Regions from separate parts of the Homo sapiens genome. Here region 1 is linked to region 2. Evidence: chromatin contacts called from ENCODE Hi-C or POLR2A ChIA-PET data. All regions are on one chromosome and are shown on one strand. Each heading gives the region's core, a stretch centred on a gene start or an enhancer-like site at or near the end of the contact. The rest is flanking DNA. Distances are from core to core; before and after follow the strand shown. Region 1 overlaps SPTBN1 (spectrin beta, non-erythrocytic 1). Region 2 overlaps SPTBN1 (spectrin beta, non-erythrocytic 1).

Region 1 (4,151 bases), core at 1,652-4,151, 130 kb before region 2:
GGTCTCAAAATGTATGAGATTGTGTGCCTAAAATTAAAATAGCTTCCAGAATATATCTGACTCCCTTTTTTGTCATCTTCAATAAATGAATGCATCTTTCATGGAATGTTACACAGCTGACTTTAGGTTTTAATCTTATTACAGAATGTCTCCCTCCTCATACACCAGTCTTCCTAGTTAATAGTAAACTACTATAGGTTAATAACATCTGTAAAGGCGGCTACATATAGCACAGTACTGTGCCCTGTTAGAATAACTGAATGTGTCATACCTGTTAGATTCTAGTTTTCTTCTTCATTATGCTGTAATCTCATTTAATTTCATTTCAATTACTCATGTAAGGGTTTCGCTGTAAAATCTTAATAAAGTAAAAAGCTCACAATAAATAAACAAAAAATAAGTATGCTGCTTTAAGGCAAGTGGGCATCCATCAGTTAAGAGACTCAAACATGAATTAAATGCAAACAAATATGAAACCAAGGAAGGCTATGAATTAAGTAAAAATTTTAACATTTTGGGTGAAGTGGAAGCCAAAAAGTCAAAACCCAGAGGATTTGGAAAGGGTGATTCTTGACAAATGGTAGTGAACTTCACAGTCCAGACCATGGCTGGTCACTGGCTGTCCGTCTGCTATTAAAGTTTTTGTAGTTTTGGTAGGTTTGAGAGCGGTAACTAACCCGTGGAGATCCCTGTTCAGCTGGCAAACCGTTTTGGGAAACTTGTTCTCCTTTTGAAGTATCCCTGTTAGGGAAGAGGGGAAAAGGAGGAAGGGAAAGGAAGAAGAGGAGAAAGAGGAAACAGTAAGAAAGGGTGGGAGAACATCATCACTCAATTTTATTACGTGCAACCTTTTCACATAATTTAATTCTTTTTAAATCTGAAACTTCCAAGTGTTTTAAATAGACTCTAGACAGAAAAATACGACTACAGGAATGCCCTATGCCCCGCTCCACCACATAAAGGCAGCATTAGAGGTTGCCATGGAACTCTTACCATAGCAAAATAATTAGCCCTTTGGAAGTAGAGAATAATTGCTGCCCTCTGTGTGAAGTTACTTAGAACTCTCAAAAAACGCATCACCACAAAATCACTGGCCTAAAATCTGGGCAGTTCACTCCATGCATTTAATCATATGGAAGTTCTGAGCATCCTGTGTGTGTGCACACAGGATGAGAAAGGGCACTGTCTACATTCTACTTCTGCCACCTACATACCTATGTGACTGTGGACAAATCAGTGCCCTCCAAGGTTATTTAGGGATAACTGTACAGCCTTTAAACAGTCTATGGAAGCAATCAGTAGGCAGGGCATGTGGTTAGGCCTAGCAATGCAAGGCTTCAGAAAGATGCCCCATAAACCTCATTGGCCACCGAGGCTAAGGGTCCAGCCTCTGGAGCTGCTGGGACTCACCACTGCTGCTGGGACTCGGCTTCCTCTGAAACCTTCGTGCTCGGCTCGGGAGAAGGCGGCCGCCTCTTCCTCTCCTCTTCCTCTTGCTGTCTGCGCACTTCCAGTAACTCCAACTAAGAGAAAATAGAGTGATGTTTGGTAGAGTCCCAAACTCTGCCTCTTTTCAGAAAAAGGTTCTAGGAACCCAGGAAGTCCTCCTGTCTAGTTTGCTAAACTGGACCACACTGGACAAGAAGCTCTAACATCCTGAGCCAAATGGAATTAGGTTCACAGGAACTGCAGCTACAACCTAAAACTACAGGAAATAGTCTATTCCATGGGCTGGCAAAATTCCTGTGAGTTGTTTGTAGGACCCCTGGGAGCTTGGGTTTAATTTCTAAAGTAACTATGCAACTCTCAACTCTGCTGAGGAGAAAAGTACCTGAGCCTGAGGGTTCATGCTGGACTCCCCAGGAGAGCTCAGACAAACACCAGGGACAGAGCTGCAATAATTCTCAAGGAAGCCGCTTGTGCTGTGGTGGGGATCTGTGTTCAGCCAAAACCCAAACAACACATTAAAAAGCCACAGAATAGTCTAACTGAAACAAAGCCATTTCATGAGTCATATGGATGTACCAGAAGTACTCTGTTTTAACACAAATGTATGCAGGTACATTTTAAACACCCAGAACTGGAAACCAGAAACACCATTTTTGTACACTGCAAAGGATCAGCTTTCTACCAGGAATGCAAAAGTCTTGGGAGAGGAAACACCAGTGCACAAATCCTATTCTAAGGCCTTTATGTTGACAGAAGAGGGGATCAGGACTGGGGACTTAACAACAGGCTAGGATTAAGCTTCCATTTGATGGGAATTCTAATTCTGAAATTCTGAAGAAAATTTTGAGGCCATGCCCCCTTGAGAACAAAGCTTTTATGAGATAGGGGAGAATGAAAGATTCGAAGAAAAAAGCAAACACCACCAATCAACCCCCAGGCAGGAAGCTACTATAAGGGATCATAAATCCAGGTGCCCAGGATGTGACTGAGGAGGTAACAGTCCTGACCCTCTCCCTAGGTCCTGCTCCACAGGAGCCACCCATTTTAAGATGATCTTCACTACTTGAAAAAAACCCAAAAAACAAAAACAAGCAATCGTGTGAATTCCCTGGTCTAAGAGGCAAGCAGGAAGAAAAGGCTGCCCAGGGCACCAACAGACAAAGGGCCCAGCGGCCACTTACTGTAGTCAGCCTTTCCAGGGCAGAGAACCTCTCATCCCAGGTTGCTGCAGACTTTTCAAATGCCTCGTGGCGCTTGATGAGCTTCTCCACCTCGTCCACGCTCTGGCCTATCTCTCGGCTGGATAGGTACGGCTCCTGTCCAAGCAGCCAGGCCTCGGCCACACTGGCGTCTCTTGAGAACTGATGGACCTCCAGAACTGCACAGGGTACCATGAGTTAGTACACGTTGACCAGGAGGTGCCGGGCAGTCATATGGCCTTACCTCTTGGCACTGCTGCCCTCTGGTGATGGCTACCTGCATAACCAGTCTATCGTCTACTCTAAATTAGCCCTGTCCAATGTAAATGTAATGTGAGCCACACTTGCAACTTTGACTTTTCCAGTAGCCACATTAAAAAGAGTAAAAATAAATAGGTGAAATTAACTTTAATAGTGTATTTCACATAATATGTATAAAATTATTACAACATGTAATCAATATGAAAAAAACTATTGAGATCTGTTACAATCTTTTTTCTTCTAAATCTAAATCTGATGTGCATTTTACGGCACACATTCACTGCCCATCTCAATTTGAGACATTTCAAGTTCTCAAGAGCCACACGTGGGAAAGCAGCTATCATACTGCTCAGCGCAGGTCTACAGTGAACGCTCTGTTCACTCGGCCCCACTTCATGAGCTAAGCCTTCAGAGACCTGCAGGAATTCACAATCTACACGTAGCCAGATGGGCAGGCATTCTTAACTCGCCCTCTTTTGGGCGGTAGTTGTGTGTTTTATTTTGGGGGGTTTAGAGGGAGGGAAGGATATGGGAACACTACAGATGGTGGGGACCAAGGCTTTTGCTCTGTTTCATTCTGTTCTTCCACCTGTGAGGAAATGGAACACTAGTTCCAACATAGTTATGAGAAGGTAGGTTAGAACCAGGCTTTCTGCTATAGTTAACACTGATTTTCACTTCATTTCATGCAGCAAAGCCTGGGATCATTGAGGTAAAAAATGGACTGTGGGCAGCGTTGGTGTCCCAAGGAGCTGGCTAGCTATCTGCTTTCAGCACCTCGGTAGCCCCCAACATGACTACATGAAGAAGATGCCACCTCTGCACTAGGGACTTACTGGCTTTTCAAGGCAGGGACTGTGCATATCACTGTGTCCCTGGTGTACAAGCTGGTGCCCGGTTCAGTGTGTAATGTGGGTTTTGCTGAGCTGAATGAAACTGCCCCACAATTCTCAAAACATACAGACCAAATCCTCCTGCAAAGAATGGTCAAAAAGTGGGATTTCTGAGGGCTCTGGGCCCAACAGAGTGTGCCGTCAAACCTCTCAGAAAAGGCCCTTGCATTTGGTTTCTAGTAAACCCCCATAACATGCATAGATGGAGTTAGAACATAAGGACAGAGCCCAGAACTCCAACAGAGAATGGCAAAGCATGGTAAGCAATGCTAGAATTGCGCTGTTAGTGCTCATACCAATTATGAAATGCTATTCCTAATACTGTACATTATAAACCCTGTATTAGCTC
Region 2 (4,470 bases), core at 436-2,935:
TTAGAGGTGGATGTGCTTTGGAGGGAGAACTGACAGGGCCTGGTGAAGGACTGACTAGACCCGAGACATTGAGAAACTGAGCTAGTGCTATGCCTGATGCCTATGGGTGTGGTTAAATGTGGTTAAATTCCCGCATATTTTAAATTTCACTGGGGGGAAACAGGCTCAGTCAGGCATATGAAGCTATCTAAGTAAGTTGTTAATCTGCAAATGTAGGAAGAAAGGAGTGAAAAGACAACACCCCTTTTAAAGTGGTATGAAGCTATCCCAAGAAAAAAAATAAATTATCAACATTTTTTTTTTTGAGATGGAGTTTCGCTCTGTCACCCAGGCTGGAGTGCAGTGGCACCATCTCGGCTCACTGCAGCCTCCGCCTCCTGGGTTCAAGCAATTCTTCTGCCTCAGCCTCCCGAGTAGCTGGGACTACAGGCGCGAGCCACCATGCCCAGCTAATTTCTGTATTTTTGGTAGAGACGGGGTTTCACTATATTGGCCAGGCTGGTCTCGAACTCCTAGACCTTGTGATCTGCCCACCTTGGCCTCCCAAAGTGCTGGGATTACAGGCGTGAGCCACCATGCCCGGCTGTTATCAACATCTTAAAACTCAAAAATTTATTGTCAGGTTTTTGTAGCTGGATGCTCACTTAGTGAAAGCCTTGTTCAGTGTGCACCAAGATGTGCACCTAGGCCAGAGTCAGCAGGCCTCCTCACCACAGCCTGCGTGCTAACCAAACCAGACACCACTCAGCAACACAGAAGGATCATTCAAGAGATGATTCTTCCCCCTCACATATGCCACCACACAAAAAATAAACAAACCCATATATGTAGAAAAGAAACATTTATCGTGCTTGAAATGCAGCTTTTTAAAAGTTCCAGCACATAACCACACATGCCACATGCAACCAAGTTTCCATAGTAAATAAGCTGAAACAAATTAACTGCACCTTAAATAAACAGTAGGCTCTTGGGTGGTACCAGCACACAACTGCCTGCTCTTTTGTCATGGCTGTTTTCTCACATGCTATCCAAGAACACAGCCAACACACCCCACATGTTCCTGAGGAAGAAGCACTGAATCCACTTTACCACTGAGCCACAACATCTGTGACTCAAACTGTCACCCATCTCTGCTCTAATAGAAAAATCCTGAATGGAAGTAAAATCCTGGATTCTCATCAGAGAGACATACTCAATCTCAATTAAGTACATTCACGGGTGTATTAATTTTCACACCTACGTTAGCAATTTATTTATGGGATTTCATAAAAACACAAAAACTTCAGAAATCTAATCGAGTAAGTATATTCCATTGAATGATCTTACAGTGGCATTTAACATTCAAAGTCATAAACCCTTCCAAAAAATGAAAATTAATAATGTCATGCAATCATCTGATCTTGAATATAGTTAACTTTCATGACTATTATCAATATCAGAGACTTTTATAAAATTCAAACTTGGAGGATTCTATCTCTAGGGAGAAAATGTGAAAGTGCTATTAATCCCAAATTCTGAAAGTACAGAAAGTAAAATTTAATCCAACCCAACCCAAGGTAAAACCCAAGCAAGGCATGCCTCTCCCCAGATAAGTTTTAGCTATTTGGTGCCACCTGCTGACCAATGAGAAGAAACCCCCAGGGCTGCTATACCTGCGCTGCAACATCCACCGCACCTGACTCCTGCAGAAGCCCAGCCTGGCCCCTGCCCTGCCCCCACCTGCGAATCTCTCTTTCTATCACTGAACCAACAACTGCTTTCCACAGATTTCTTTCTTTCTTTCTTTCTTTCCTTTCTTTCTTTCTCTCTCTCTCTCTCTCTCTCCTCTCTCTCTCTCTCTCTCTTTCTCTCTCTCTTTCTTTCTTTCTTTTTGAGACAGAGTCTCGCTCTGTCACCCAGGCTGGAGTGCAGTGGCATGATCTCAGCTCACTACAACCTCCACCTCCCAGGTTCAAGCAATTCTCCTGCCTCACCCTCCTGAGTAGCTGGAATTACAGGTGTGCACTATCATGCCTGACTAATTTTTGTATTTTTAGTAGAAATGGGGTTTCACCATGTTGGCCAGGCTAGTCTCAAACTCCTGAACTCGGGTAATCTGCTTGCTTTGGCCTCACAAAGTCCTGGGATTACAGGTGCGAGCCTACCTTGCCCAGCCCACAGATTACTTAGTAAGTAAGTGATAATTCTTGTCTTAAGCTTAAAAGAAGTCACTCAGAGAACTAAAGCACCTTTTTTCCTAATGTTCTTTCTTAATGGTATTCCTTAAAAACACTACTATTGTTCCTTAAAACGGAAAGGTTAGGCCAAGAGTGGTGGCTCACGCCTGTAATCCCAGCACTTTGGGAGGCCAAGGGAGGCAGATCACTTGAGCCCAGGCGTTAAAGACCAGACTGGACAACACAGTGACACCCCCATCTCCACAAAAATAAAAAAAAAAAATAGCCAGCTGTGGTGGCATGCGCCTGTGGTTCCAGCTACTTGGGAGGCTGAGGTAGGAGGACCACTCGAGCCAGGGAGGTGGAGGTTGCAGTGAACCATAACTGTGCCACTGCACTCCACCCTGGGTGACACAGCCAGACTCTGTCTCAAAAGAAAAAAACAAAAAACAGAAAGGTGAATGGGAAGTCAAAGTATCCAAATTATCCACTAGTCTGTGTACAAAATAAATAAATAAATATATGCCAAGCACAGTGGCTCACACCTGTAATCTCAACAATTTGGGAGGCCACGGTGGCCAGATCACTTGAGCCCAGGAGTTTGAGACCAACCTGGGCAAGATGGTGAGACACCCTCCCAACCCTTCTTCACTATCTCTATAAAAATTAGCCGGGCACGGTGGCACGTGCCCGTAGTCCCAGCTACTTGGGAGGCTGAGGTGGGAGGATCACTTGAGCCCAAGAGGTCAAGGCCGCAGTGAGCCATGATCGTGTCACTGCACTCCAGCCCAAACAACAGAGTGAGCCTCGTCTCAAAAAAAAAGCAATGCTCTGAGTTCTTTTTATTCAACTGTTTCACTCAAGTGTCCAGAATTTGATGGTAGAGACATCTTTTTTCTTCAATATTCTCCATCTGTTCAAAGACAATGTCCTTTGTCCAAAGAAAGCTGAGTATTTACAGTGATAGAACCCACTATTTTATTTTCAAGGCAATTTCACGGCAAAACATCCCTCGCTCCCACCATAGCCATCATGGAAAGGTCCCTTCTAGGCACTCAACAGCAGCAAGGGAGTGACGTGAGGGTGAAGAAGTCAGAGTGAGGGCAACAGTATGGAAGAGTGTGCCCATGGCATGGAGACTCCAAACTCCAGCATGCTACAAACATCATCATCCTCTAACCCACTTCCACATGGGACTAGGGCCAGCTGTGAGGACAGTTTATATCACACATACAGGTGTCCCAGGAGGTTATCTAAAAAGGGCTGGGTTTTCTCAAGGTGCTATTGGCCATGCCTCCCGTGGGCTGTGAAGTCATCTGTACTTCTTAAATAGCTGTGGGAAGTTTAGGAAGAGAAGGGAGGAAGGCTTGGCCATCTTGGAACTCTGCCTGGTGGTTCCACCATTAGGAAACCCAGAAAGGACTATGTAAGGCTGACACAAGGAAAGGGAATCTCCCCTTGAAGAGAAAGGCCCTCATCCCTCTAATAGCAGAGCAAGGGCCTGGATTCCACTGGACTTGCTCACCACAGTAGGAGCTCGTTAAATAACTTTTGAATGAATAAAAACAGTAATACCCTGCGTGTGACAAGGGTAATGCCCATGTTCTTTGTGACTAGGTTTCAAAAAGATAGGAAAGTGCCTATCTACTTTCCCTGCTCTTCTCTATTGTGGGGTGGGGGGTGGGGTGGCATGGGGTAGGGTGTGGGTGTGTGTATGTATAAAAAGGAATATGTAGAAAAGCCAAGATCCTCCCCCTCAAATTACTCTTCTCTAATCCTACATCCTATGAACTGGAATTTTCCATAAGATGCACAGAAATTCCAGATGCTTTATTATTTTCTGCTTCAATAAGCAGACACTAAATTCATTTCTTCAAACAGGTGGATCAAGGCAGAAATGGATGTGGAAATTATCATCCTGTACCTTTGAGGTAAAGAGGCTTCTACAGCTCTGGCATGAGCTACCACAGGTCATAACCATTAGGAAAGAAACTGGAATGTTACCATGCCAGGCTTTGTAAGTATTCTGTTAGTTCTCCTCTATATTGATTAAAGTTCGTAAAGTCAATACCTGGAACAGCCCAGAGGGAAAATACTTTACCTGTTCTCTTACTTCCCAAGATACCACATTTATTATCTAAGTCGCACAGGTTATCAGATAAACTTGCAGGTTTTTGTTTTATGAAGAAACAATAATCCCCAGGCTACTTTCCAGCATCCTCTACTGTTACTCTACAAAATCTTCCTTGGTGACATCATCCACTTCTCTGTCTTTGCTGGTTACCCGGTGCTGACAGCTGCTCCCTGCAAGGTG

Evidence for each region. A loop is a pair of places that touch in the nucleus more often than their neighbours do. ChIA-PET counts read pairs that join two places held with the same protein, here RNA polymerase II (POLR2A). Pooled maps may share reads with other maps.
Region 1: a map of heart right ventricle shows a loop between it and region 2 (2.2-fold over the local background). The contact joins two enhancer-like sites. A Hi-C loop is called at or near these places in 46 of 168 maps with a recorded cell type or tissue (B cell, CD4-positive, alpha-beta T cell, CD4-positive, alpha-beta memory T cell and 34 more), 35 of 37 single-sample maps with no recorded cell type and 34 of 50 pooled maps. POLR2A ChIA-PET finds 5 or more read pairs at or near these places in 4 of 52 experiments (HepG2, activated CD4-positive, alpha-beta T cell, activated T-cell and 1 more).

The regions. Positions count from the first base shown.
Region 1 is chr2:54,656,526-54,660,676 of GRCh38, reverse strand. SPTBN1 (spectrin beta, non-erythrocytic 1) reads right to left here. Exons shown (of 36, transcript NM_003128.3): 30 at 2,631-2,827; 31 at 1,411-1,523; 32 at 678-741. Among named protein-coding and RNA genes, the nearest start is that of SPTBN1-AS2, 21 kb to the left of the region's middle. Within about 2 kb of position 2,901, at least 5 of the 41 ENCODE cell types and tissues checked have a DNase peak (open chromatin) inside an H3K27ac peak, as active enhancers do; they include heart right ventricle, where a contact is called at or near this core.
Region 2 is chr2:54,520,033-54,524,502 of GRCh38, reverse strand. The region is part of intron 1 of SPTBN1 (spectrin beta, non-erythrocytic 1); the gene reads right to left. It overlaps SPTBN1-AS1 (SPTBN1 antisense RNA 1), which reads left to right. Exons shown (of 4, transcript NR_185881.1): 4 at 4,038-4,470. It also overlaps the pseudogene C9orf85P1. Among named protein-coding and RNA genes, the nearest start is that of SPTBN1-AS1, 36 kb to the left of the region's middle. Within about 2 kb of position 1,685, at least 2 of the 41 ENCODE cell types and tissues checked have a DNase peak (open chromatin) inside an H3K27ac peak, as active enhancers do; they include heart right ventricle, where a contact is called at or near this core.